Linked DNA regions of Mus musculus: region 2 is linked to region 1. The links are chromatin loops, found by intact Hi-C in ENCODE. Cell type or tissue: gastrocnemius. All regions are shown on one strand. Each heading gives the region's core, and the rest is flanking DNA. Links, peaks and the distances in the headings are about the cores only. Region 1 holds the start of H2-M10.3 (histocompatibility 2, M region locus 10.3). Region 2 holds the start of H2-M10.6 (histocompatibility 2, M region locus 10.6).

Region 1 (15,146 bases), core at 3,780-11,779:
GCTGCAGCACCCAGTGTCTGCAGTACACAGTGACTCCAACAAACAGCAGCTTCCTCAGATGCCCTCCAGGTGTTTCACTCAGGAGTGGCCTGCTGTGAATAGGTTTTGGTTGGACTCTACTATATTAGAAGTCCTCCATTGGGGTCCTTTAAATCCTCTTCTTAGCAAGGAAAAAAAAATTAAAATCACAGATCCTCTTGTTTCTCATAGACTAACTGTAATGATTAATCTTTTTGTCATGGTGAATGGATTTAGGGTCATCTATGAGACAAACCTTTGGGCATGCCTTCAAACGCATTTGCAGAGAGGTTTAACGAAAGGAAGGTGACGCTATAATCCTATACTGTAGCCCTAGACTAAATACAAGGGGGGGGGGGAAGCCAGGTGAGCACTGCATCCCTGGTTCTCAGTCTCCTGATTGGCTGAGAGCAGAGCCAGCAGCCTCCCATGCTGCTGCAACAGAGATGCTATACTGAAGTGGAAACTTAGGGATTCTTTGGAAAGTCACTGTGTTGGCAGATGCTGCTTTGGTGGGGCAAACATATGAATGAATGCTTTCCTGAAGCAGATATTAGGAAAAATATGGTTTGCTGAAGCAGACACGAGAAGGAATGTTTTTTTTTTTTTTCTGAAGCAGACACAGGTGAAAGGGAGTTTTGCTAGAGCAAACATGTGAAATGATGGAGGATTCTTCACTCATTCCACACATGTATTGATTCATCTTACATGTGTTGTGGAGCTCCTTTCGTCTGTCAAGAGTCTATAGAGAGAAATGCACCACAAACTCCTGGTGGTGTGCTGGCAGCTTCTTCTTATATCCTTGGACTCCAGCTGATTGGCAGAGTGATGTCAGCTGATAAAGACTAGAGTGAAGATTTTCTAAGACAGACTCATGTGCGAAGGCAAGACACTTGATGGCTGGGGTGGGGGAGTATACATGGGACTCAATCTACGATGAGAGGGACTTGTCTGTAGAACTAGCTTTGCAACACTTCTTGATCTTCAATTTGTTAAGAAAGGCACAGGTGAGAACTTCTAGTGTTCCTGGTTGTCCTAATCTCTCCTGATGACTCGTGTCAATTTGGCTGAGTCCTGGCTGTTCCTGCAAAGTTTTCTACATGTTCTGATTCCCGTTTTGTATTCAGACTCTACCAAACTGGGCTGCTGGTAGATTGTTGAAGTATTTGCAAGCTGCTGTTGCTGACTTGTGAACTGAACTGCTTACCTGACAATGTAGGTGGGATTTGCTCTAAATAACAATTTCTAAACAGGACCACTTTGCCTGAATCCTAATAACCTTTCTTTCCCACTCCCTCTGGTGGATAATGGGAAGAAAGGAGGTTAAAACACTTAAGAAACATTTTAAAAGTTAGGGTTAGAAAAATTTAAGCCTACACCATATCATCTTGTTTCCCCTCCCATTGCAGAGTGTTCTTTCCAACTGTGATCCAAAATAAGACTGTTATCTTAGGCTGTTCTTGTCATATATTTTGTTGTACCAACAAGAAACATAACCAATTTTTCTGAATGCAACTATTTTTCTGATCTCCAATTTCCAGCGTCAGGATAAATTAGCTCAAGATTCACTCTTACTCTCCCAAGGTACATTTTTCATTCATGCATTATTAAAGATTAGTTGCAGGTCTGAACACTAGGATCTAGGATGACATAGCATTCTTTGGGAATTTCTCTGGTTGTCATGACAAATCTGAGGAGCAGCAAGTGCTCTTGTTCACTGAGGCATCTCCCCACCTCCAATGTTTTGTTTTGGTTAAATGAGACAAGTTCCATGGATCCTGATACCATATCTGTCTTATGCTTTCTGGAGATGAAATCCAGGTATTTCTGTGTGTTGGACAAAGCACTATACTAATTGAGCTACATTCTAGCCATCCTCTCCCCTGCTGTCTCTGCTTTAAACTATATGATTTCTGTACCACAACTCTTTCTCTCATCCTATAGTTCATAAGATGAATTAAGTACCTGTCTTCTGTGGACCCCAGCAAAACCTGATAAACCCTCAGTAAGTGCCTGACACCTTTTAAAGTTTTATTTTACTTTGCATGTATGGATATTTTGCCTGCATGTTTGCCAGTGTACCACATGCATGCAGTACCACAGGAGACCAGAAGGTGGCAACAGACATCCTGGAACTGGAGTTACAGACTGTTGGGGTAAACTAAGATACTGACTGATACATTGAATTATTTAATAGTTTATGTAAAGCACTGAGTGTTACTCAGTTCTAAGATTAACTTCACTTGCCACCTGGAATAGAATGACATGGAGAAATAGCTGAAACAATGCCTCATTGCCCTTAAGATCCTGCTGCCTCACAAATTGTGAAATTGCTTGTCAGCCTCACCTTGTGGTCTTAGAGTACAAAATGAGAATGCAAACCAGAAATAGGCCTTTTTAGGAGCTATCCTGGTTTTAAAATCCACCGGTGCCTATGCCTCTCTTGTGCTCTGGTGTTGGTGTGCTTTGTCCAGAGATTCCCACTAGGCTGTGTGTCACAATGTAGGTGCTGGGAATTAGACCACAGTTCTCTGGAGGATCAGCCAGTGCTGTTCAGCTGAGTCAGCTCTTCAGCCCCACCTGACACCTTTACAACCCTCACACAGTGACTGTCTCACCTTCACACCACTAGGATAGCTTTTTTTTTTTTTTAAAAGACAGGCCACTTATCCCACTTTATTTCTTAGATATATTTCGATTGAAGTAGAATTGCAACATCTCTGCTTGCCTCCCTCTATACCTTCTCAGTTACTCTCCTTCCAACCCATTCCAAGTTCTTCCTCTTAATAGCTTCTTTTTCTTTCTCCATCATTGTTACCTATGTCTGTGTAGGTAACAATGTATGTGTGCCTGTGTTTCCACAAACAGGTATATGAATGCAACATGCTGAGTCTGTTTTGTTGTTTGTGTGTGTATGGTTTCAGGGCTGACTGCTATCCACTGGCCATCCAATAAGAGGCTCATTGGTGGAGAGGCTAATTCTAGCTCAGCAACCATCAGTTGCCTGCAATTCTTCGTCTAGGGGATGGGCCCCACAGAAGTTCCCTCTTTCATCTTTGTTGCTCTTGAATCTGTCTTGTCTATGCAGTTATTTCTAGGAGAGACTGTTTCCCACTAGACCTCCTGCTGTTCTGGTTTTTGTAATCTTTCCATCCTTTCTGTACAGGGGCATAAATGCAGGAGCTCTAATGTTGATATATCAGTGGGGACTGGCCTCCCCAAGATCTGTTGATCTCTGTGCTGTGTGCAGTCATGATTCTCTGTGTCAGTCTGTTTGCTTCTTTGATGAGGGTTGGTAACTATGGTTATCCACAAAATATGAGTCTCACACAAAGAGTGCAACTATTTTCATTGACTGTTTCACTTACATAGTAACACTGATATATTTATTAGAAATACGTTTAACTTTAATTTTAGGTTTACCAATTTGTTTGTTCCAGCCTTTCACTTGGAAGGCTCCATGACCCTTATCTGTGGAAGTTATTTCCCAGTTCTTCCTCCAACCCCCAGGCTCTCAGAAATAAAACTCAGAATCAAAATAAATTTACACATGCTTTGACAATATAGCTAGGTTCTTCTCTGGCTAGATCAAAACTTAGAGTAAACCATTTATTTTAGTCTACATTTTTGCCACATGGCTGGTTACCTGTTCTCAGGTATCAAGCATCCATCTCTTTACACCTTCTCCAGGAAAATTTCCTGCCTGGCTCTAGCCCAGAATTTTCTCTTCTCCCAGATGTTCCATTTTCAATTTCCTGCCTAAGCCAAAGATCAATAGATTTATTATTGACAAGTGCCACAACCATAGAGACACAATATATTATCTCTCAACCTATCAATCAAAGTGAATTAGAAAAATTTTGTGAAGTAGCATTATAATGAAAGTTGTTTTTATAGCTGTTCAATATTTTTAAAAAGTTGTTTTGCAATAGTTTCTCAGTAATTATATTATTAATACTTTATTAATCAGAAGTATTCTTATTCAATAAAATGAAGAGGAAGCCTGGACTAGCGAAAAAGCTCATTGGTTAAGAGTCCTGTAAGGTTGGCCAGCAGATATTGAGCACTGTGTGCTGTAGAGAAATAGCATGAGGTGACTGCTGCAGCCTACTAGCTGTGAGGTGACTTAAGGATATCTGTAAATCCCAGCACACTGGGACACTGAGAAAGCAAACTTTCTTAGCAGAGAACACTGATGTCCGCCAAGTGAGCTGCATGCCTGAGGAAGTGGCCTCCATGATCATTTTCTCATGAGACAGTTTGTTTTAGTTAATCTAGGAAACCCATAATAGCTTTGGACTGCTGACCGATTTCTCAGTCTGCAAGGAGATTTGGGTCACCTTGAACCCAGATAAACTATGGCTTCAGAAACAGAAGCTGGTGAGAATTGGAATCTGTGGGCAATCTTTATTCTGTTTGCCTATAAACAATGCTGGAATATTCAAGAAAGCACAGTTACTCTGTATCTCCTGTGTCCTGATTAATGTGACCTAATTATCCAAAGGACCCCAACACACTAGATATTGACAGTGTGCCAGGAGCTCAGGCAACATGGCATGGCTTTCTGGAGAAGTCTCTATCACCTTATGAAGTAAGAATTTACTTTGTACCTGGCTCTCTTCTTTTAGCCAAGAAATTCTAGGACTTCTTTAGAATAAAATCCAACTTCTAAATCATTTTTTTTGTTGAAGTATTATTGACATGTGAAAAGCTGTTCTAATTTATTTTATTAATTTGTTAATTTTATCAATGCCTCATTAGGCACCTTGGATGTTCTGGAACTTGCTGTGTAGACAAGGCTTGGGACACAATCACAGGGATTCACCTGCTGCTACTTCTGCCTCCCAAGTGCTGGGAGTAAGGGTCCACTGTTGAAGTTAGGTTGTTTGCTATAGATTGTAAAGCTAAATACTGGCCCCCAAGATTGATTGCCCCCAGGTGGATAGATCCTCAGGGACAAAGGAATCCACAATACACCATGTGATGCTCTGTCACTTTGTTCCTTATTTAAAACACTAGATTAAATAAACATAGGAAAGCCTGTAGTTGTGCAGAAGAGATGTAGGCATTGTTTCAGTTGCTGAGCTTGGGTCTGAGGAGAGAAGACAGGGAAAAATGGTGAGAGAGAAGAAGGGAGAAGAAGACATCTTGCGGTGGGTAGATCATGAGAGCACGGCCCTGAGGGCCAGCCAGCTGGAGCAGGAGCAGCTCAGATAGAACACGGGCAGTCATATCTACAGGTCATTGATAGTGAGGTAGAAAAAATAGCATAGAAGGTTGATATCTTCCCAGCTCTAGTGATTTTAAGGCTTATTATGAATGTAAAGGTTTTGTATCTTTTATTTGGGAACTAAATAATCAAAGGTGGTTACAAACTCCCAGTTAATTTTAACCACCATACACAACCATGCCTGGATAGCTGTTCTATTCATGTGTACAAATCAGTGAGTTTGTGTAGATATTGTAGACTAGGACAAGGTCACTCCCATCAAGGCCAAATTGAAACATTACCCTGTCAAGCCCTTTGCAGAAGTGATACTATGTTAGAGGCACCATTAAGACCCAAGAACCCAGCATGATACCCCCAACGCCTGCCAAAATGAGAGCAAAAACCAAGTCCATCATAGTCCATAGGTCTGGAAAAGTGCCTGACTATACTCATGTTACATTTGTCCTTTGTAGCTCCATTCTTTGCTAACTGTTCTTGCTAACTGAAGTGTGTCAACCAGGATTTGTATGTGTGTGTGTTTGTGTGCATAAAATACTTTGGGTTATATCATTTGGTGAAGTTCCCTCTATGGCCATGCCCAGACTTTCCTTACACATCTGAGATACAGGCTTTGATATTACAAAGAGAGAGAGAGTCTCTTAGAGCCCTCTGTCCTGAACAAAAGCCACAGACACTGATCCTGCAAAATAAGGCAATATTAGTTAAGGTTCTCTATAGAAAGAGAACTTGTGGAATAAATATATGTTTGTATATTTTATGTGTATATATATATATATGTGTGTGTGTGTGTGTGTGTGTGTGTGTGTGTTTGCATATGTATGTGTGAGTGTGTGCATGTGTGGATATAAAGGGTATTTATTAGAGTGTTTTACAGGCTGTGGTCCAGCAAGTCCAAAAAACACTGTCTAGTTAAGGAAAGTACAAGAATCCAGTGGATGTTCAATTCATGAGACTGGATGTTTCAGTGGGTCTTCTGTATACACCAGAATCCTGCTGTAGACTCTAATGCTAGTGAAGGAATGGATTCTAGCCAGAGTGAGGAGAGGCAAAAACATTCCTTCTTCCGTGTTCTTTATAGGGGTGTCTTCCCCCCATGCCAAAGATGACCCCCAGACTACCATGCTGCGTCCTTGGTGAACAGAGCAAGCCAGAGATGACCCCTGCTCAGTGCCACACAGAGGCAGAGCATAGTACTCCTGAGATGACCCCAAATACCCAGATACCACCCCAGGTGTGACTAAGATAAGCAAGTACATGGTGGAGAGAAGGAAGAGAAAAAGAAGCAGAAGGATGTGTGAACAATGAACAGAGTCAGAACTGGAGACTGGAGAGTCGTGAGGAACAGCTATTTTTAGTTCCTGGCCCATGTTGCTGTAGAGCGTCATATCCGGATTCCTGGCCCTGCAGGAGAGGGAATATATTACCATCAATAGCTAGTGGATATCCCTGGTCTCGGATGCCACCTGGGGCCATGTTGTTGTCTGAGGGCCCTGTGGATTTGGCCATGTTGACCTGGGCATCCTGAGAGAGCTGGCCTAAATGCCTCAGAGCAGGAAAGATGGCCCAGCACCTCAGCAGTTGCAGTACCCAGGAGATCAGGCCACATACCTCCCCCAGGAAGCACAGGTTACTGGTAGTTTGTCTGCAGGGACTGTGGGTGAGCATGTCCCAAGTGTGTGAGCATGGGAAAGCTGGCTCTGCCACACATCTGCCATGCAGTGCTGTGGTTGAAGGAAAGAGGCCCTCTCTTTATCTCTTGCCACCTGTGGCAGGTGAGGAGAGCTGGCCCCAAGGTCATGAGGCTGGCTCTGTTCCTCACTAGCTGCAATTCTTGGCAAACTAGGCCCTGCACCTTGCCTGGGCAATACAATACAGGCCTGCAGGCAAACCTGCTCCAAGGGCATGAATGCAGGAGAGCTAACTCTGTCTCTTGCTGGTATAGCCCTTGGTGTGTTAGCTGTGGGCAGTGATGGAGAGCCTGTCCTAATGATGATGGTGCAGAATATCTGGCAGTTTAACTACCAACTCAGATAAGACCCAGGCCAAGGTCCAGGGCTTTGAGTTGGCTCACCCCAACATGTGTCCCATCTATGAAGCACATGAATGGCTTGACCAACAGATCTCAAGCTGCAGGATCTTCTTGACACAGGTCAGTCACAAGGTATCCAACAGGAGTTCTGGTGATGATCCAGTAGTAGAAGCCTGAGGTTTTGACCCAGACTAATGACTCATTCCAACGAATATTTGCAAATAAAGAAGTGTGGACAAATATACTGTCAGACACATTGAGATATACTACAGTTTCCACAATGAGCCTCTTTCTCCCTTTTCCTTTTAGGAGCGAGAGTTTGCAAGGAAAGAGGGTGGGTAAGGAGGGACAGGAGAGGAATGGGATTGTGGTGCATGATGTGAAATTCAGAATGAGTCAGTAAATTGTTAAATAAACAGTGAGTCTTTCCACCTAAAGACAGTGAGGAGGAGGAGGAGAAGGGGGAGGAGGAGGAGGAGGAGGAGGAGGAGGAGGAGGAGGAGGAGGAGAACAACAACAACGAGAACGACAAGAACAACAAGAGGAAACAAACAAGCAAACACACACCTCCCAAGGTTACCTAGTCCCTTGTGTTTCAGTTAATTTCTGATGTAATTTTGACAGCCATGAATAACTAACTTGATGGACCTGGGTCACTGAGTCCCATGTTTGTCCTCAGATTACGGTTATTTGATATCGTCTTTAATGAAGTAAATATCTTAAGACTTGCACTTCCTAATGCAGTCAATATAAATTGATACAATACACATGAGCATAATTATTATTGAGATCTACATAAATCCTAAGCACGTATGGGCATTTTTCCATGAACTGATTGAGAATTACTGACTTATTGGGCACTGTGCTGGGACTGTCCAGGGCTTGTGAAAGGACCAGGATGACATGGATCTGGTTAAAGAAAGTAGTACCCAAACACTACTCCTAGGAGAATTCTATGTCTAATATTTGGTCTGTGTGAGAAATAATGTTGTAGTGATTCCTAGTTCCCTGAAGCTAATCTTTCTCTTATACAATACCTGTGCCTCTCACTCCTATTGGGAAGTGTTAGAACACTATGTAGTGCAGTTCTGACTCAAAGAGCCAGAAGGATGGTTCAGTGGTTAAGAGCAGTTCCTGAGTATCTGAGTTTGGTTCTCAGCATGCTTAATAAGGCAGTTTACAACTCTCTCAAATACCATCTCCTAGGGCTCCACTGCCTTCTTCTGCCATCCAAGGGCACTGTATTCCTGTACACAAATACTCATCTCCCACCTCTCTCTCTTTCTCTCCCTTACACATAGTCACATACACAGAAGGAGACATATACACAACACAAACACACACATAAACACACACACACACACACACACACACACACACACACACAATTAAAGGGCAGAAAGATATCTCAGTTGTTAGGAGCACTTGGTACTTGTTATTTGGTAAGAGCACTGGTTGTTATTCCAGAGAACTTGTGTTTGGTTTCTAATGTCTCCATGACAGTTCTCAGCTGTCTGTAACCCCCATTCCAATGAAGGAAAGATTAGTTTTATAAGTAAGCAACCATGTTTGGAAGTGACATCTATATGAGGGCCAGGCAGAATGATGAAATAGAGAAAGCTTTGAGAGAACAAGTCTGAAATAGGATATGCTCAACTCTCATGAGAACAGCAAGAAGAGGGAAAAGTGTGGTGTGGTATGAGGTGTGTGTATTGAAGTTTTACTATGACAGTTTTACTAAGTTAGATTATAGAGAGAACATACAAGGCACAGTTGAAGACAGAAGTAGCCAGAGAATGAGAAGGAGCCAGAGGACTCAGAACAGATCGCCAAGGTTAGTATGAGGACAACAAAGCAATTCAGTCAGAAGCTGAGAAAAGCGGGATTGACTAAGTCAGCTTGGAAGATTAGGTTGTACGGAGGCTGGAAGCTTTCAGACGTAAGCCTAGGGAATATTTAGGACAGAAAAGGACATGCTCTGGTCTCAGTCCAAGCAACATATTCCCACAGCTAAGGTTCAGCTTTCATCTTATATCATCATCTGGGGAAATAAAAGTGTCATTTACAAGAAACCTCTACTTAAGTGGAGATGAGTTTCTTCCCTTGGGAAGAAGAAAATTTAAAGACAACAAGAATGAATCAAAGTTCAAGTTTATTAGGAAGAGAAATTAACAGATTTAAATATGAGGTTGAAGAGAAAGAATGGCACTCAGAAAAAGATAGAGAAGACCCAATGACTGGATTTCAACTTCTCAAGACAGAGTTGCTATGTTATTCTTCTTGCTTTCATTGGGTTTACTCATTAAATACACCATAGGAAGAAGTCACACAATAAGTAATTAACAAAATCCTCTTGTTAAACATGGAAAAATAAATTTACAGCTCATTGGAAACTGAAGGTCAGTTTCTGATGTCCGTCTCCCAGACCTGCCTCTCCTGACAGGAGACAGAGACCTGGACACAGGTGTCAGCCATTGAAAGAAAAGTCAGGAGCTTTTGAAGTCACCTAAGATTGCATTTCACACAATAGAAGGAAATAATGAAGAACAAATGCTGATTGGTGATTATTAGAACATAATACCAAATAGGCATCCATACCAACCATAATTCCATTCTAGCAAGTGGCCCCAGCTCAGGAACATGTTCTTCAAGTATTTCCTACCTTACTAGGAGAGATGCATCAGATCTCTGGGCACTGTCCATGCCTATGGCAGTACAGCATCAGACCTGTTAAGGGCCCACAGCAATAGGGCCCAGAGGGAAAAATGTGTGAGCACACACAATGAGTATCTGTCTTTCCTAATGCAAGGGGCTCAGAAACCTACTCTTACTTAATTACTGGCAGACCATTTTTTTCAATTTTTATTAGATTTTTCTTCATTTACATTTCAAATGCTGTCCCAAAAGTCCCCTATACCCTCCCCCTACCCTGCTCCCCTACCTGGCAGAAAAATTATAGATGTCTATTTCCCTAATGTGGGAAGAGGGCAGCCAGTGAGAGACTGTGGAAGCAATAAAGTTGTGGGAGTAGAAGAATCTCCTGTTCAAACCCCAGGTAAGTTTCTTGAACTGTGATTGCACCTCCATAGATGCAGGAGAAAACACAATGGAAGATTGTATGTAAAGATGACTTAATGTCCTTCTATAGGTCTGGTCTCAGCAGGGACCTTCTCTGTGGCATCTCTCTGTTTGTGGGGAATCAGAATCAGGGCTCCATCACCTCCATCAAGAAGCAGTGGATCTATATTTCCTTTATGCTTCATGATAGAGTTAATGTCAGTACAAGCTCCAGAGACTGAGTGTATACATCTTTCCACTAATGAGGCAGGGTACCTTTATACCTTAGCCTTGAGATCTCTAGGGAGACAAGGACTCAGACCCCAATCCCTTTCTTACCTTTATTTCTTCCACACCAGAAAAATGACCACAGTTCCCACCACCAAAGTTCCAAGAACCAGGCCGATGAGGATTGCTATGATGGGGATGGTTTGTGGAGGTTCTGAGGAGAGAAAGGAAGGAAGAGTGAGGAGTCTGACCCTACCTAACAACCCTGATTCTGCTCTGGTTCTTTAAAGAGCTCACAATTTTCCCAACAACAGAGTATGTGCTCACACCCACTCCTTACCCCATTTCAGAGTGAGAGGCTCAGGTAACCCTTCATGGTGCACATGACATGTGTATCTCAGCTCTTCTCCAGAAGGAACCACCACAGCTGCCCACTTCTGGAAGGTTCCATCCCCTGCAGGCCTGGTATCTGGCAGCTCCATGTCCTGGGTGAGGTTGTTCCCATCCCTCTTCCAGGTCAGGGTGATGTCAGCTGGGTAGAAGCCTAGGGCCCAGCACCTCAGGGTGACATTCCCTTCAGGTCTTACATGGTGGGTCACATGTGTTCGGGGGGCATCTGAGGGGAACAATTGGAAAATTCATGTATTTTGCACTCCTCTGTGGGCCTGAACAGTGCTCATGGGACCATCCCTGGAAAGGGTGGGAAACTTGGATGAGGGAGGGAGCAGAGTCCACACAGAAGCCTAAACTCAGGTTCTGGGTGAGCTATTGTTTGGAATATTTTACAATAACCATGAGCCAACTCAGCGCAGGTAACTCTGGGTCTCCCTCTAGACAAATAGACTTCAGGTTCTGACTGGGGAAGGGGTCTAGGGACTCAGCAACCCTGGAGTCAGACATTCAATGTCATCGTGCATGGACAGTGATCAGGCCTGAGATGGAAGTGAACTGCTGTTAATGGACACACTGAACTGTCCTGGGAGAAGGCGGAATCCTCTGGAGAGTCCCTCTCTCATGTTGAGTCAGGAAACCTAGGAGCTCTCTTTCCCCTTTGATGCAAGACAGTGTAAGCATTCCAGCTGCTCCCTGCTGAGGAGGAGGCCTCAGGGAGGCAGGAGCTCCAATGTCAGAAAGCAGAAGGGGTTGTCAAGGGCCTCTCTTACCAGAGCGCAGCAAGGTCTCCTTTCCAAGGTCGAGGTATCTAAGAAGCCTTTGTACACACTCCCCTCGAAGGTAAGTCTTCCACCTTTCTGCCTCACTCATATTCTCCCACCTGTTCTTCATGTATTCAGCTCCCTTGCCCTCTGCAGTCCAGGAGCTCAGGTCCTCATTCAGGGTTAAGTAATCGTAGCCATAGTAGGTGAGCCGGAAGTGACCGTGAAGGAAGCGCCCATCAGTAGCCACATTGCAGCCATATACTTCCTGCAGGGTGTGATAATCTGCCCCACCCCCATTCAGCCCCTGGTCACTGTGAGGCTTCTTACCCTCCCCCTCCCCCCAGGATTTTGTCCCCAACGTAACCCTTAACTAGATCACAATCTGTTGTTCTTTCTGGTCAAAGGCTTCCAGGGGTCACTTTGTCTATGGATGCATCTCTGACTTTGGGGACCTAGAGTGGAGCTTATTGGGGTCAGACCATGAGGACATTGATTTGTCATGACCTCGGAGCTGAGGTGACTCACCGTTCATTCTATGTTCATATTTTTCTATCATGAAGTAAAGAATTCGTCTTTCTATCTGTGACAATAGCAGAATTTTTGTTGTCTCCACGTTCCAATACTTAGGTAGTTCCTGCTCCATCCATGCAGCCCGAGGTTTCAAAATAGCCATTGGTTCTTTGCTGTCAAATCCTTGATACTGTATAGAGTCTACATAGCCAATGTGGATGAACCGGGAATTAATCATGCCAGGCTCCAAAAATGCAATGTTGAAAGTCTGCAGCCAGTGTGAGCCTGTGGGTGATGCACATTGAAATGCTGACTCTTTAGCGTGGACTCAGAGCAGGTTGGTAGGGAACAGAGCAGGGGTGGTGGTATGCCTATGGACCTGAGTTGCAGCAGAGGATCAGGGGTGATCCAGCTAGGGGATCAGCGAGGGTCTGGTTAGGTAAGCAAGAAGATGCAGAGATGAGGATTTCCGGTGCTGTTTCCAGCTCCCCAAAGTCCAATTCCCTCCAGTCCCTCACCCACCTGCACAATACTGGTTCAGGTCCATGGCCACCAAGAGGAGGAGGAGTGTGCAGCATCCAGGGTTCCTCATCTTCTCTGATGAGTCAAGTCTCAATCAGGACCAGTCTGTCTTCACTTTATAACCTGATGTGGCTGATGCTGATTGGCTTCTCATAGATTTCCCAAAGGCAGTGACGTAGACCTGATGGGGTGGGTCTTGGAGAGATCGATTCCTGGGTTTGGGGGATTTCTAGGGTACTAATCCCCCAACTTGCACCAGTTCTACAGCTTTATATTCTGGCATCATTTTCTAAGCACTAGTCTGTCCTTCTGGTCCAAGTTACAACATCCTTGGTTCCTAGCTCAGAGGCCTGTAAGTCAACAATTGTCTAACATTTCAATGTTAGAAACTCTGTACATGCTTAGCCTTTGTGTAGCCTTCTGTGGTGACTGCTTGTGTGGATTATAGCAATCCATATCTATTATGGTAGGAACTGGACACTTTGAGATTTTTAATTCAATGTAGATATTGATTACTATCTGAATGTAAGGTGAATGAAAAGAGAAAGGACAATTTTATGAAATGGTAAATAACACCCGAAGATTGTTTTGGACATTTTACATTTCTGGGAATCTTTATTTGCATCTTCCCCATCTTCCCCACCACAGATCATAGGATTTTGTGTCTTCTGTTTTATATATATATATATATATATATATATATATATATATATATATATATGAAATGCTAAAAATGCAGTTGCACATGTATATTTTCCGAGAAACAATATTAAGACTCAGTTTTATTTGTATGAATTTTGTGTGTCTCTGTGTGTATTTCAGGGGCAGGTACTCAAAGATTCCAGAAGAGGTAGTCAGAAACCCTGGATCTGGAGTTAAGGAACATGTGGCCTGCCAGACTCAAGTGCTGGGAAATCAGCTCTGGTCGTCTGCAAGAGCAACAATGGCCCTTCATGTTAGTTTTCTTTTGAAGCAGCATCTCACTATGTAGCCTGGATGGTCTGGAAGTGGCTATGTTTATCAGGCTGGCCTAGCACTCAGAAATCTATGCTACTGGCTCCAAAATGCTCAGAATAAAAGGAATTTGCCCACCAACTGGTTAATTGTAATTTTTTTCCTCATTGATAAGTCACTAAATGGGCACAGGTGGTACTCCCTCAAGGTTGTCTACACTGAGGGCATCAAACATCATTGAATCCTCCATTATTGGTTGCATTCACATCCAGAGGAGAATCTTGCACACAGAATGGATGCTAGGTTAATAAATGTTATTTCAATGTACAATGTTTTTTGACCAAGTCCTTTACATACAAATTGTGAATAGGTCAGTCATTAATATGGCCACATATTTTCCATAGAAAACTTTGGAAACATTAAGAAGCTCTTAAGTTGGCTGTGAAGAAATGTTATCTTGGGAGCTTAGATATTATCTTTGTTGTAGTCAACTAGGTAAGGGATCAGTTGCTGATGAATGGAATTTTAAAAAATTTTATGTTTTTGGAGGAACACCTCATTTTTAGTTGTTCCTTAGGCAGGTCCTTTATTCAGCTATCTGGAATAAGATCCACTACCTGTAAATGAAGAGAGTCTAGACTGGCTGCTGTACAGTTCTGTGAAGTTTACAAGAACCTCTGTTCATGTCACTTGCAGTGATGTGACTCTGAGTTCAGTCCTGGCTGGTCACAATTCAGTCCTGGTTGGAGGATCTGGGCTCAGGGCTGGAAATGCTGCTCTGAGATGTCAGCTTCCAGTATTCTGCAGCCTATGATTTGCCTGGAGGGGAGGATTTCCTTTTGGGAGTCTTGGAACAAGCTTGAGCGATTCCCTAGTGATCACCTGTTTTGTTTTCTGATCTCTTATTAATGGCCTTCCCACTGCTGCTGGCATATGTGACTCAGTGCATTATCCAAAGCAGTGCTTCTCACCCTTCCTAATGCTGGAACCCTTTAATACAGTTCCTCATGTTGTTTGACCCCCAACCATCAAATTACCCTTTTTACCACTTCATAAGGGTCATTTGTATTCTAATCACAATGTAAGTATTTTTGTATATAGAGGTTTGCGAAAGCAGTTGTGACCCACATGTTTGAAACCACTTATCTAAAATGCTGTGGTTAGGCCATTGTTAAGAGCTAGATTATAGTTAATTATGTAAATCTATGGAATCCTTATTTCTCTTTGATTGTGTTAAATTGACATGGAATTCATGAACATGAGGCTATTAGAGTGTGTCTTCATAGCAATAGAAAACCTAGGGCAGTGTAAAAATACTATTTAATACTAAAAATACTCTCTAACAGAATTCTTCTAATGTAGCAGGGAATGGTTGTGTATGCCTGTAACACGTGTCATTGGGAAGCAGATGATTTCAAGCCTTCCTGACCTAGAGGGGATT
Region 2 (15,146 bases), core at 3,878-11,877, 450 kb after region 1:
TGGATGGTGCAGGAAGCCAGGAACAGGGAGCCTAAAGGGGAACCCTGGAGTTGCTGGAAGGGACAGGGCCAAGGCTATGCTCCCCTTGTCTGCAGTGATGCTGAACAGCATCATTGTGGCTTCAGAATGAAATTCTTTCTCTCAATTCCAATACTCACTTGTCAGTGTCAGAATCCAGGCCAGCATGGCTGCCAGCAGCAAGAGGAGGGCTGGAGGTAACAAAGTCTTCCTCCTAAATGATGGTATTAATTTAGTCCAGAATGATTTCCATTGACAATACATTTCTGAGCTTCTAGAAGAGGCTGAATGGCTTTTTTTAGAGTGCCCAGTGGGAGATACAGAGACCTGAGGGGTCATGGAAAGATTAATTGTAGGAGAAAAACCTCCATAACCTGGCTTCCTGACCTCAGATTCAGCTCTAGTCCTAGATATCATAGGAGCAGTGTCTTGGGACAAGTTGTTTACCCTGATCCCTGTACATGTCCTGTTGAAAACATCCATCTGATTCCAAGCCCAGATGGCTGACAGAATCAAGGAAAGAAAAAGATAACAAAGTCCTACAAAACTGCCTGATATGATCGTCCTCTTGCTGATCTGGGGTTTCCTTGCCTACTCGTATGTCATGGTCTTGAACTGGTAAGCTGAGGCCTCCTTCACTAATCCATAGCTTTCTGGTGATCAGAGACCAGCATGACTCCCAGGACCTTGGATAGACCCAGGATCTCAGGATCCGAGGATCCCAGAGTCACAGGACCACCGAGACAGCTTGACTTGGAGGAGTTCTGACACAACCAGGATCACAGGAAGGACAGGCTACAATCAGACATAGCCAGTGCAAGTAGCACTAGAGAAAACCAGATGGTGGGAGGCAAACATAAAAACATAAGCAACAGAATACAAGATTACTTGGCATTATCAGAACCCAATTCTCCCACCATAACAAGTCCTAGATACGCCAACACACTGGAAATGCAAGGTTCAAAATGAAAATCACTTCTCATGATGATGATAGAGGACATTAAGAAGAACATAAATAACTCCCTTAAAGAAAAACAGGAGAATACAGGTAAACAGCTAGAAGCCCTTAAAGAAAAAAAAACACAAAAATCCCTTAAAGAGTTACAGGAAAACACATCAAACAGGTGAAGGAAAGGAACAAAACCATCCAGGATCTAAAAATGGAATTAGAAACAATAAAGAAATCACAAAGAGAGACAACTCTGGAGTTAGAAAACCTAGGAAAGAGATCAGGAGTCATAGATGCAAGCATCACCAACAGAATACAAGAGATAGAAGAGAGAATCTCAGGTGCAAAAGATACCATAGAAAATATTGACATAACAGTGAAAGAAAACACAAAAAAGCAAAAAACTCCTAACCCAAAACATCCAGGAAATCCAGAACACAATGAGGAGACAAAGCCTAAGGATAATAGGTACATAAGAGAGTGAAGATTCCCAACTTAAAGGGCCAGTGAATATCTTCAACAAAACTATAGAAGAAAACTTCCCCAACCTAAAGAAATAGATGCCCATGAACATACAAGAAGCCTACAGAACTCCAAGTAGACTCTACCAGAAAAGAAATTTCTCTCATCACATAATAATCAAAACACCAAATGCACTAAACAAAGAAAGAATTTTAAAAGCAGTAGGAAAAAATGTCAAGTAACATATAAAAGCAGACCTATCAGAATAACACCAGACTTCTCACCGGAGACTATGAAAGCTAGAAGATACTGGGCAGATGTCATACAGACCCTAAAAGAATACAAATGCCAGCCCAGGCTACTATACCCAGGAAACTCTCAATCATCATAGATGGAGAAAGCAAGAGAATCCATGACAAAACTAAATTTACACAATATCTTTCCACAAATCCAGCCCTACAAAGGATAAGAAATGGAAAACACCAACACAAGGAGTGAAACTACACCCTAGAAGAAGCAAGAAAGTAATCTTTCAACAAACCCACACAAACATATCCCACCTCTAACAAGAAAATTAACAAGAAGTAACAATCACTTTTTATTAATATCTCTTACTATGAAAATTAATATTACCAACATATCCTAATCGATTGAAATTCAAAAATATGAGGAATTAGAAATTTGTCAGCTGTCATCTCTTGGTCTCTCTAATTTTGTAATGGGATAAATAGGTCCAATATTGTACAATCCATATACACTTTCTGCTTGTTTGTACATGACAAGATTTTGCTGTGGGCCACATAATGGTCTTGAAATCATGTGTCTCCTATCTTAGCCTCTCTATTATTAGGATTGTTTATTTAATGTCTTTACACTATACTTTGGATTTCAGAACAGCTGACATATTTCAAAATTATTTATACAGCCAAGGAACTATAGACAATTAATTTGGGAGGTGGCTTGTAAGAGAACAGCAAAGATAAGACTGAAGGCTTTGCTTGCTATTTGTAATTATTGTATCAATTTTGAAGAAGAGGACTTAATAAGTTACTCTTATTCTGAGATTAATGCTTTCCAAAATCATCACAGTCGATGAACCATAATCTTACCCTCACCTAACGTCTGTGCCACCATCCAAACAGAACCATTGTCTACTGAAACAGTGGATGAATGACTTGATGAAGAGACCATCTTAATACACACACCATTTCTTAAATGGATGTAACTTGTTCCCTGCAGGCTGAGAATGAAGACAATCACTCAAGTTGAATAGCTTTGAGTATAGCAGGAAATCTGTATCCAACTACTGTGCCTACAATTCATTCCTTGATGCAGCAGAACTGTCAATGCTTAGCTTATCTACTATGGAGGTAAAATCCTTTGGTGATGTGAGGGAAATTCAAGTACAGCCTTATTACAATGAATTCCAATGTCCAAAACTGTTCTTATTTTGTGTTTGTATCACAGTAAGCCAAGATTTTTAAGCTTTACTAAAAACAAAACAAAAAAAAACAAACAAACAAAAAGACTTTATCTATTTATATTCATTAAAAATACTAATAGTGATTGTGATGGTTTGTATATCCTTGGACCAGGGAGTGGCACCATTTGGAGGTGTGGCCTTGTTGGAATAGGTGTGACCTGGTCAGAATGGGTGTGTCACTGTGGGTGTGGGCATAAGATCCTCACCCTAGTTGCCTGGAAGTCCGTCTTCCACTAGCAGCCTTTGGATGAAGATGTAGAACTCTCAGATCTACCTATGCCATGCCTGCCTGGATACTGCCATGCTCCCACCTTGATGATAATGGACTGAACCTCTGAATCTGTAAGCCAGCCCCAATTAAATGTTGTTTTATTAAGACTTGCCTTGGCCGTGGTGTCTGTTCACAGCAGTAAAACCCTAACTAAGACAGTGATATATTATTTTTAAATATCATACAGTTAATATATTTAGACTTATTTAAAATTTATATTGAGAAAAAAGTATATATTTTCAGTATTGCTGTAGACAAACATCTACATAAGACTGTTCAATTGATTGTTGTTTTATATCAAACACCTTTTATAATACTCATTTTTATTGTTACATGTTTTATAAATTTAAAGAATATAAAAAAAGAAATGTATTGCAGGTTTTGAAGGGGGGCTCTCCTGGAGGAGTTGGGGTACAAAAGGGAAAGAAGAATGTGATGTAAGTCTATTTATTCAAACTATGTTTTTAAATGTTAACAATTCAGATAAATTGGAACTATGTATCTTTTCTCATCACAATTCAATAAAACTTAAATCAAAGGAAAAGAAAAGGAAAGGAAAGGAAAGGAAAGGAAAGGAAAGGAAAGGAAAGGAAAGGAAAGGAAAGGAAAGAAAAGAAAAGAAAAGAAAAGAAAAGAAAAGAAAAGAAAAGAAAAGAAAAGAAAATGAAGTGTGATGTCCCGGTAGACCCAGCCTCCCCTGGTCTGAATGCATTGCCTGCTGTGACAAGACAGCAGCTGTGTTGAACAAAATGTATCATAAATTGTGGAGGGTTAGATATGCTGGGGAGACAGACAGTCCTGTGGGATATAAAGATAGAATGCAGTCTGGTTGCAGCCTTGATGCCCTTGGGAGTCCTGCCTGGGATCCCAGATGTCTACTGCACTCCTGGGCAATCCCTTACAGTGTTCACACCACAAAAAGTAGAGGTCACACCATGAGGCAGCACTCCATGAGTCAGGTCTCAAATTCTGCTCACACTCTAGACATGTCTTTGGCAGTCTCATTTTGAAACATGACCTGACCTCTATAAGGATCATCCTGTCATCTTGTGAGCACACACTTGGCCATGTCAGTGGTCTGTGCAGACTCTGAGTCTGACCAGATTTCTATCACACTGAATTTTGAACGGTCTGATTTAAAGTTTCTTCCTTCCAGTATATGCGATGCTGCCAGGTTTTAGCATGTATTCCAATGATCTGACTGTCCTAATAGTGTGGTTCCTGGAGGGTTTGGGGCTAACCACAAGCTCAGTAGAAACTTTTGAGAAAATTACACTGATTGGGTACTGAGAGCTGAGGGTTTTCCATTATCTCTCCTGCTGTGGCTGCTTGCAATGTTTGTCTCCCTTTCTCCCTCTCTCCTGACTTAAAATATCTGATCCTGAGAGCACAGAGGAATTTTTCAGGGGCTTTCTGTCTTTACCATAACTCAGGGCATTTCTATTCAATGAGGGTGCTGGCTAGGCCCACAGTTCCCCCATTATAAACTCTGGACTTTTCCCTTCTGCTTTATGTTTCCTTTTATACTTTGCAAATAACATACGTGATTCTTACCATCACTCACTGCTTCTGATAGTTTTTATTCAAGTCACCCTGGCTTATTCCTGGGAGATTTTTCCATGTGCTCCTGAGTGTCCTGGCCCCAACCAGTTTTGTTTCTTGCTTCTACAGAGCGTTAGATCTGTGCTTAGTGCTGCAGATGAAGAAGGTTCACTCTCCTGTTCAAAGAACAGGGAAGAAGAAAGGAGAGGTCTGTGACTGCTGCCTACCCACCAAGTTCATCTGCAGGATCCTACCATGAGGGTTAGGCTTCAGTACAGGAGAGGAGGACCCTTCCCTCATCAGCTTTATATAATTTCCTATATTTCTTTGCAAATAAATAATAATATTATTATAATAATAGAGATTTCTGGACATCGCTCACCTCCTCTGACAGCTGTTGAGTAACTTTCCCCACTTCATTCTCTGGGCAATCTATCAGAGTGAGTCTGGGTCTTCCTCTCCACCAAGGATCTCCATGATCTTGAACTCCTTATCTTCCTGCCTGCACCTCCCAAATGCTGGGTTTGCCCGAGTGTGCCACGACAGGTTAGCTCACCTGAGACAATCTGAAGTGTGTCTACTTATCTGTGTGGAGAGAAGATTGCAGTAATGTTTCAGATGAGATTTTTAGACAGGAAGTAATTACTTGCCGCCTGAATTCTTGTCATTGTTTTTTGCTCTTTGAGAAATGAATCCCCTCTAGTTCAGGAAGGTCTTAGACTCCTCTGCTTCCCAATTACAAATGTTACAGGCATGCACTACTATGCCCTGCTACATTAGAAGAATTCTGTAAGAGAATATTTTTAGTATTAGATAATATTTTACACTGTCTTGGGTTTTCTATTGCTGTAAAGACACACTGTAATAGCCTCATATTCATGAATTCCATGCCAATTTAAAAGAATCAAGAAGAAATGAAGATACCATAGGTTTACATAATTAACTAGGACCTATGTCTCAACAATGACTTAACCATAGCCTTTTAGATCAGTGGTTCTAAACATGTGGGTCGCGACCTCCTTGGCAAACCTCTGTATCCACAAATAATTACATTGTGATTAAAATACAAAATTACAATCATGAAGTAGTAAAAAATAATAATAATTTGATGGTTGGGGGTCACCACAGCATGAGTATCTATATTAAATGGTTCCAGAATTAAGAAGGTTGAAAACCACTGCTTTGGATAATGCACTGAGTCACATATGCCAGCAGCAGTGGGAAGGCCATTAATAAGAGATCAGAAAACAAAACAGGTGATCACTAGGGAATCGCTCAAGCTTGTTCCAAGACTCCCAAAAGGAAAACCTCACCTCCAGGCAAATCATAGGCTGCAGAATGCTGCAACCTGACATCTCAGAGCAGCATTCCCAACCCTGGCCCCAGAGCCTCCAACCAGGATTGAATTGTTATCATCCAGGACTGAACTCAGAGTCACATCACTGGAAGTGACATGAACAGAGGTTCTTACACACTTCACAGAACTGTACAGCAGCCAGTCTAGATGATCCTCATTTATTTGTAGTGGATCTCATTCCAGATAGCTGAAAAAAGGACCTGCCTAAGGAACAACTATTTCTCCAAAATGTTGAACCTGTATCTGCTGCCACACAGGGATGATAGAGTTCTTCTTCCTGCCCAGCCTGAACTCCATGCCAATATGGTTAGAAATGTATTGTTCCTCCCACAACATAAAACAAAAAGTCCATTCATCACCAATTGATCCCTTCTCCAGTTGACTATAATAAAGATAATATCTTAGCTCCCAAGATAGCATTAGGGTTTTTGAGTACTGGAATTCTTCACCATCAACTTAGGGCCTGATTAATGTTTTCAACGTTTTCTATGGAAAATATGTGGCCATATTAATAACTGAGTTTTTGACAATTTGTACTGAAAGGACTTAGTCAAAGAACGTCTTACTTCAAAATGACATTCATTAACATTCAGTGTGCAAGATTCTCCTATGGATATGAATGCAGCCAATAATGAAGAATTCAGGGATGTTTGATGTCCTCAGTGTGGACAACCTTGAGGAAGGAAAGTGCCACCTGTGCCCATTTAGTGACTTATCAATGAGGAAAATTTACAATTAATCCAAATGGTTGGCAAATTACTTTTATTCCTAGCAATTTGGAGCCAGTAACAGATGGATGTCTAAGCGCTAGGCCAGCCTGGTCTACATAACCACTTCCAGGTCAGCCAGGGCTCCAAACTGAGATACTGTTTTCAAAGAAAACTGATATGAAGGACCTTGCTGCTTTGCAGATGACCACAGTTGATTTCCCAGCATTTGAATCTGGCAGTTCTGTTCCTTAACTCCAGATGCAGGGTTTCTCACTACCTCTTCTGGAACCTTCGAGTACCTGTTCTTTGCATACACCCAGAAACACACAAATATACATACAAATAAAAGTGAGTAATAAAATTGTTTCTCCTAAAATATATCTGTGAAACTGAATTTTTCTATGTTTCAAATTAAAAAAAACAAAAACAAAAACAACCTGCTAAAAGGAAGACACAAAATTCTATGATCTGTGGGAGGGAAGATGAAAATAAGGACTCCCAGAAATGGTAAATATCTAAAAGGCTCTGCTGACATCTTCATTTCCTTTTGGAAAACAGTTCTTTCTCCTTTATTCAGCTTACATGCAATTAGTTATCAATATCTGAATGGAATCAAAACTCTCAAAACATCTAATTCCTACCATGATAGACATGGATTGACATAATCCACACAAGCACAGTCACCACAGAAGGCTACACGATGTGTAAGCATGTACAGAGTTTCTAACATTGAAATGTTTGACAATTGCTGACTTACAGGCCTCTGGGCTAGGACTCAAGGATTTGAAACTTGGACCAGAGGACAGACTTGTTCTTAGACACTGATGCCAGAACACAAAGCTGTATAACAGGTGCAAAGTGGGGAAGCAGTACCCTAGACATCCCCCACACCCAGGAGTTGGTCTCTCCAAGACCCACCCCATCAGGTCTAAATCACTACCTTTGGGAAATCTATGAGAAGCCAATCAGCATCAGCCACAGCAGGTTATAAAGTGAAGAGATACCAAGCCTGATTGAAGCCCTACTTATCAGAGAGGATGAGGAAGCCTGGACCCTGGGACCTCCTCCTCCTGTTGATGGCAATAGACCTGACCCAGTATTGTGCAGGTGGGTGAGAGGCATGGAGGGAACTGGCCTTTTAGGGAACAGGACACAGCACTTGAAATCCTCACCTCTCCACTTTCTTCCTTGAATAATCAGACCCTCCCTGATCTCTGAGCTGGATCACCCCTGACCCTCTCCTGCACCCCAGGTCCACAAACACACAATCACTCCTGTTCTACTCTCTACCAACCTGCTCTGGGTCCAGGCTGAAAAGTCAGGGTCTCAATGTGCACCACCCGCAGGCTCACACTGGCTGCAGATTTTCAACATTGTGATTTTGGAGCCTGGCATGTTGGAGGCCCGGTTCATCCAGGTCGGATACGTAGACTCCATACAGTTTCAGGGATTCGACAGCAAAGAACCAAATGCAAGGATGCAACCTCGGGCTGCTTGGATGAAGCAGGAGCCACCTGAATATTGGGAGAAAGAGACAGCAAAAGCCCTGAGCTTCTCACTGTCAGGAAGACGAATTCTTAAGTACATGATGTCTGCAAATAAAGACAAGAATAATGGTAAGTGATCTCAGGGCTGAGGCCATAAGTCCTCAGTGCCCTAATGGTCTGACCCAATAAGCTCCACTCTAGGTCCCCAAGTCATAGATACAGCCATAGCCAAAGGGACCTGGTGACTTTAGAGCCAGAGAACTACAGACTGTTACCTGGTTAGGGGTTTAGTTGGGGACAAAATCCTAGGATGTAAGAGAAGCCTCATAGTGACCAAAGGCTGAATGGGGGTGGGGCAGGTTATCACACCCTGCAGGAAGTGTATGGCTGCAACGTGGCAAATGATGGGAGCTTCCTCGAAGGTCACTACCGGCTCACATACTATGGATATGATTCCTTAATCCTGAATGAGGACCTGAACTCTTGGACTGCAGAGGGTGAAGTAGGTGAAAAATTCAAGACATACCAGGAGCAAGGAGGCATGACAGAAAGTTGGAGGACTTACCTGCTAGGGGAATGCGTGGAAAGGCTTCTTAGATGCCTGGACCTTGGAAAGAAGACCTTGCTGCACTCTGGTAAGAGACACCCTTGCCAACCCCTTCTGGTTTCTGAGATTGGAGATCCTGCCTCCCTGAGGCCTCCTCCTCAGCAGGGAGCAGCTGGAATGCTTACACTGTCTTGCATCAAAGGGGAAAGAGAGCTCCTTGGTTTCCTGACTCAACATGAGAGAGGGACTCTCCAGAGGATTCACCCTTCTCCCAGGACAGTTCAGTGTGTCCATTAACAGCAGTTGCCTTCCATCTCAGGCCTGATCACTGTCCATGCACGATGACATTGAATGTCTGACTCCAGGGTTGCTGAGTCCTTAGACCCCTTCCCCAGTCAGAATCAGAAGTCTATTTGTCTAGAGGGAGACCCAGAGTTACCTGCGCTGAGTTGGTTCATGGTTATTGTAAAATATTCCAAACAATAGCTCACCCAGAACCTGAGTTTAGGCTTCTGTGTGGACTCTGCTCCCTCCCTCATCCAAGTCTCCCATCCTTTCCAGAGATGGTCCCATGAGCACTGCTCAGGCCCCCGGAGGAGTACAAAACACATGAATTTTCCAATTGTTCCCCTCAGATGCCCCCCGAACACATGTGACCCACCATGTAAGACCTGAAGGGAATGTCACCCTGAGGTGCTGGGCCCTGGGTTTCTACCCAGCTGACATCACCATGACCTGGAAGAGGGATGGAAAAAACCACACCCAGGACATGGAGCTGCCAGACACCAGGCCTGCAGGGGATGGAACCTTCCAGAAGTGGGCAGCTGTGGTGGTTCCTCCTGGAGAAGAGCTGAGATACACATGTCATGTCAACCATGAAGGGTTACCTGGGCCACTCACTCTGAAATGGGGTAAGGAGTGGGTGTGAGCACACACACTGCTGTCAGGAATTGTGTGAGCTCTTTGATGAACCAGAGCAGGATCAGGGTTGAGAGCTAGGGTCAGACTCCTCACTCTTCCTTCTTTTCCATCCTCAGAGCCTCCACACACCATCCCCATCATAGCAATTCTCATCGGCCTGGTTCTTGGAGCTTTGGTGGTGGGAACTGTGGTGATTTTTCTGGTATGGAAGAATTAAAGGTAAGAAAGGGGCAGTGTCTGAATACTTGTCTCTCTACAGATCTGCAGACCAAGCTACAAAAGTACCTGGCCATTAAAGGAAAGATGTATCCACTCACGCACTGGGACTTGTGTGCTGACTTTAACTCTATCATAAAGCATAAAGGAAATATAGAAAGGTCCACTGCCCTCTTGATAGAAGGGATGGAGATCTGATTGTGACTCCCCACAGACAGAAAGATGTCACAGAGAAGGTCCCTGCTGAGAACAAACCTAAAGAAGGCCAGTTAGTCCTCTTTACTTACTATGTTCCATTGTGTTTTCTCCTCTGTCCCCTGAGCTGCAGTCCCAGTTCAAGAAACTTCCCTGGGGTTTGACCAGGAGATTTTCCACTCCCACAACATTACTGCTTCCACAGTCTCTCACTGGCTGTGTTTTCCCCACAGGTGGGAAAGAGGCACCTATAATTCAGCTGCCAGTAATTAAGTCTGAGTTGGTTCCTGAGATCCTTGCAGTAGGAAACACAAGTACCCATTGTGGATCCTCACACATTTTTTTTTCCTCTGGGCCCTATTGCTGTGGGCTTTTAACAGGTCTTATGCTGTTCTGCCATAGGCATGGACAGTGCCCAGAGATCTGATGCATCTCTCTCAGTAAGATAGAAAATACTCAAAGAACATATTCCTGACCTGTGTGACTTGCTAGACTGAAACTGTTGTTAGCATGGATGCCTGTTTGGTATGATGGTTTAATAATCACCAATCAGAATTTGTGCTTCATTATTTCCTTCTATAGTGTGAGATACCTGTCTTGTGTGACTTCAAAGGGTCCTGACTTTTCTTTCAATGGCTAGCATCTGTGTCCAGGTCTCTGTCTCCTGTAAAGACAACACAAGGAAGTGAGTTCAGCCCAGACCTGAGCATGACTCCCCTCCACACTGACCTGTGTGTCTTCTCCAGTCATCTCTCCTGATCCAGGAGAGGCAGGCCTGGGAGATCTCCATCAGTGACTGACCTTTGGTTCCAGTGAGTTGTAAATTTATTCTTCCTACTTCAATATTAGGGTTTTGGTCATTTTTTTGTGAATTCTTCTCATTGTTTATTTAATGAGTAAACCAGATCAAAGCGTGATGAATAATATAGTAACTCTGTCTTGAGAAGTTGAAATCCATTATTTTGGTCTTCTCTGTCTTTTCCTAGGTGCCTTTCTTTCTCTTCAACTTCATATATGCATGTGTTAATTTCTCATACTAATAAACTTGAACTTTGATTCATACTTGTTGTCTTTAATTTATTTTCTTTCAATGTCAAGAGTCTCATCTTCACTTAAGTATAGGTTTCTTGTAAATTACACTTTTATTTCCTCCGATGATAAGATAAGATAACAACTGGACACAAGCTGGGGTAATACATGGTTTTGGACTGAAACCAGAGCATGTCCTCTTTTCTAATGATTGCTAAGCCTAGGCCTGAAAGCTTCCAGCCTCCACACAATCTAGTCTCCCATGCTGACAGGTTCAATCTGGTTTCTCTCAACTTCTGACTGAATTGCTTTGTTAGCCTCATTCTAACTTTGGCAATTTTTTTCCTAATCTTCTGGATCCTTCTCATTTCCAGGGCAGTTCTGTCTACACTTGTGTCCTGTATGTTCTCTCTGTAATCTAACTTTGTAAAACTGTTCTGGTAAAACTGCAATACACACACCGCATACCACACCACACTTTCTCTCTTGCTGATGTTCTCATGAGAGTTGGGCGTATCCTATTTCTGACTTGTTCTATCAGATCTTTCTCTAATTAATCATTTTGTCTGGCCGTCAATAAGATATTGCTTTCAAACATGGTTCCTTATTTCTACAAACATTACTTCATTGTTAGATCTGGCAGGATTTTCCCTGTCCAATTCAATTAAAATATTAGTACAGTAAGAGGCCTGTGATTAAATGAGAAAAATGGAGGTAGCAGAAAGAGTTGCATGGACAGAGAGCAACTCAAAGGAGAGGAAGAAGCCAAGATAGAAGTGGACAGACACATAAATAGCCACAGGTAGTTATGAATATCATTTAGGCATAGAATAGCCGGACGGTGGTAGTACACGCCTTAAATCCCAGCACTTGGGTGGCAGAGGCAGGCAGAATTCTGAGTTCAAGGCCAGCCTGGTCTACAAAGTGAGTTCCAGGACAGGCTACACAGAGAAACCCTGTCAAAAAAAAAGCATAAAGAGATAGAATAATTGCATGTGTCTGATCTTGGTGGGCAGCTTGTATCATTATCAATTAGCTCTGAAAATATTGTGTGGGTATCTTGTGCATTGAGAATTTATTAATATATAAATCTGTCTTGTAAATTATAAACTTCTAGAGTTTGTTTCTACCGGGTGGATGGGTGTTGTAGCAGCTGACTGTGGGGAGGATGGTTGTTGTATGGGTCTCCATGGCAGTGAAAGGAACTCGGGAGCTCCAAGCACTGCAGGAGAGTTGGCAGGCAGACAGTAGCTGGACGGAGCACAGGAACTTGGAGGTTCTACTATATATCCCTCAACAGTCATAGACAAAAGGTATGTAGTAAGGGTGTGTCTGCATTCAAGCTGGATTGTATCTTTGGATATGATCCCTTGCCACAACAGCAATGGTGCTGGATTAAAATTTCTAAACAGAAGTCCTTACACATGCAGCATGGAGCAGTCTCTACCCTACATCAAACTGGGTCTGCCACTATTCCTGCTGACCAGAAGGACTCTCTGAAACAACGTTGGCCAGGTTGCTTGGCTATCACTGAGCTGCTCCTTTGCTTTGCCTGTCACCTCCAACCTTCCGCTTCACCATCTGAAGATCCACAGAGTGGATTGTTTTATTTTTGTGGTTGTTTTATCTGAATATATGCTTGTCTCTGTAACACTCATATGCCTAGTGTCCATGAGTGACAGAGGAGGGTCTCGGGTCCCCTGGAACTGGGGTTACAGACAGCTGGCTTCTATCATGGAGCCATTGGAAACCAAACACAGTTTCCCTGGAATAACAACCAGTGCTCTTAACAAATAACAAGTACCAAGTTTTCCTAACAACTGAGCTATCTTTCTGCCCTTTAATTGTGTTTGTGTGTGTGTGCTTATGTGTATGTTTGTGTTGTATATATGTCTCCCTCTGTGTATGTCAGTATGTATAAGGGAAAAAGAGAGAGAGAGAAGAGAGAGAAATGGGAGATGAGTGTTTGTGCACAACAATATAGGGCCCTTGTAGGGTAGAATGCAGTGGAGCCCTAGGAACTGGCAGTTTAAACTTCCTTATTAAGCATGCTGAGAACCAAACTCAGATTCTCAGGAACTGCTCTTCACCACTGAACCATCTCTCTGACTCTTTGACTCAGAACTAGACTACATAGTTTTCTAACACTTCCAAATTGGAGTGAGAGGCACATTGGTTTTATAAGAGAATAATTAGCTTCTGGGAACTAGAAATCACTACAACTTGCCTTCTCACCCAGACCAAATATTGGGCATAGAATCTTGGGAGTAGTGTTTGGGTACTAGTTTCCTTAACCAGACCCATGTCCTCTTTGTCCTGTTCACAAGTCCTCCTGAGTCCTGGCACAGGGGGCAATAAGTCAGTAATTCTTCATCAGTTCATGGGAAAATGCCCAAACATACTTAGGTTTAGTTAGATCTCAAAAATAAATATGTTCATGTGTATAGTATCTATTTATATTAACTGTATTAGGAACTGGAAGTTTTAAGATATTTACTTCACTAAAGACATTATCAAATAACTATAACCTGAGGTTAAAAAGTGGGACTCGGTGACCCAGGGCCATCATGATAGTTATTCTTGACTGTCAAAGTTACATCAGAAATTAACTGAAACCCATCCTCTTCTTCCTCTTCTTTCTCCTCCTCCTCCTCCTCCTCCTTCTTCTTTCTTCTTCTTTCTTCTTTCTCTTCCTCTTCTTCCTCTTCTTCCTTGTCTTCTTCTTCTTCTTCTTCTTCTTCTTCTTCTTCTTCTTCTTCTTCTTCTTCTCCTTCTCCTTCTCCTTCTCCTTCTCCTTCTCCTTCTCCTTCTCCTTCTCCTTCTCCTTCTCCTTCTCCTTCTCCTTCTCCTTCTTCTTCTTCTTTTTCTTCTCTAAATCTTTAGTTGGAAAGACATAGTTTTTATTTAACTTTTTATTGATTCATTCTGAATTTTACATAATGAACCCCAATCTCATTCACCTCCTGTCCCTCCATACCCACCCTCTTTCCTTGCAAACTCTCACTCCTAAAAGAAAAAGGCAGAAAGAAGCTAATTGTGGAAACTGTAGTGTATCACAATGTGTCTCAAGGTATATTTGTCTACATTTCTTTATTTACAATATTTCATTGGAATGCGTCATTAGTCTAGGTCAAAGGCTCTGTCTTCTACTACACTATCAAAACTGGATCATCACCAGGACTCCTGTTGGAAACCTTGTGATTGACATGTGTCAAGAAGATCCTGCAGCTTGAGATCTGTTGGCCAACCCCTTCATGTGCTTCATAGATGGGACACATGTTGGAGTGAGCCAACTCAGACCCTGGATCTTTGCCTAAGTGGTAGCTGAGTTGGTGGTTAAGCTACCAGATATTCTGCACTATCACCATTAGGACAGGCTCTCCATCACTGCCCCCAGCTAGCTCTCCCAGGGCTATGCCCAGCAAGAGACAGAGTTACCTCTCCTGCTCTCATGCCCTTGATTTACCTGCACCCATGCCAGCAGGGCTCTATTGTATTGTCCAGGCAAGGTGCACAGCCTAGTTTGCCAAGAGTTGAAGCTAGTGAGGAACAGGGCCAGCTCTCCCCACCTACCATAGGTGGCAAAAGATAAAGGGAGGGCCTCTTTCCCTCAACTACACCACTGCATGGCAGATGTGTGGCAGAGCCAGCTTTCCCATACTTATGCCTATGGGGCATGCTCACCCACGACCCCTACAAACAAACAGCCAGCAAACTGTGCTTCCTGGGAAAAGTGTGTGGCCTGATCTCCTGAGTACTGTAGATGGAGAGATACAGGGCCCGGTTTCCTGCTCTCAAGCATTTAGGCCAGCTCTCTCATGATGCCCAGGTATAAATGGAGAGATCCACAGGGCCCTCAGATATCAACATGGCCCCAGGTGGCAGCCCAGACCAGGAATATCCACTAGCTATTGATGTTAATATATTCCCTCTCCTGCAGGGCCACAAATCTGGACATG

What was found. A loop is a pair of places that touch in the nucleus more often than their neighbours do. Peaks named below come from ENCODE experiments on the same cell type or tissue, not always from the same donor. Only the 100,000 strongest peaks of a DNase experiment are listed, where the experiment ranks them.
Region 2: it touches region 1 in a loop (5-fold over the local background); 19 of 42 quality-filtered maps call a loop at or near these places.

What each region holds. Positions count from the first base shown.
Region 1 is chr17:36,355,591-36,370,736 of GRCm38, forward strand. It overlaps H2-M10.3 (histocompatibility 2, M region locus 10.3), which reads right to left and starts at 12,827. Exons shown (of 6, transcript NM_201608.2): 1 at 12,752-12,827; 2 at 12,245-12,514; 3 at 11,726-12,001; 4 at 10,903-11,178; 5 at 10,674-10,776; 6 at 9,414-10,004. The coding sequence starts at 12,821. The coding sequence ends at 10,676. In gastrocnemius, for the core only: no CTCF peak of the experiment used is centred there; no DNase peak of the experiment used is centred there.
Region 2 is chr17:36,804,348-36,819,493 of GRCm38, forward strand. It overlaps H2-M10.6 (histocompatibility 2, M region locus 10.6), which reads left to right and starts at 7,828. Exons shown (of 6, transcript NM_201611.2): 1 at 7,828-7,899; 2 at 8,139-8,408; 3 at 8,639-8,914; 4 at 9,462-9,737; 5 at 9,864-9,966; 6 at 10,812-11,219. The coding sequence starts at 7,830. The coding sequence ends at 9,964. In gastrocnemius, for the core only: no CTCF peak of the experiment used is centred there; no DNase peak of the experiment used is centred there.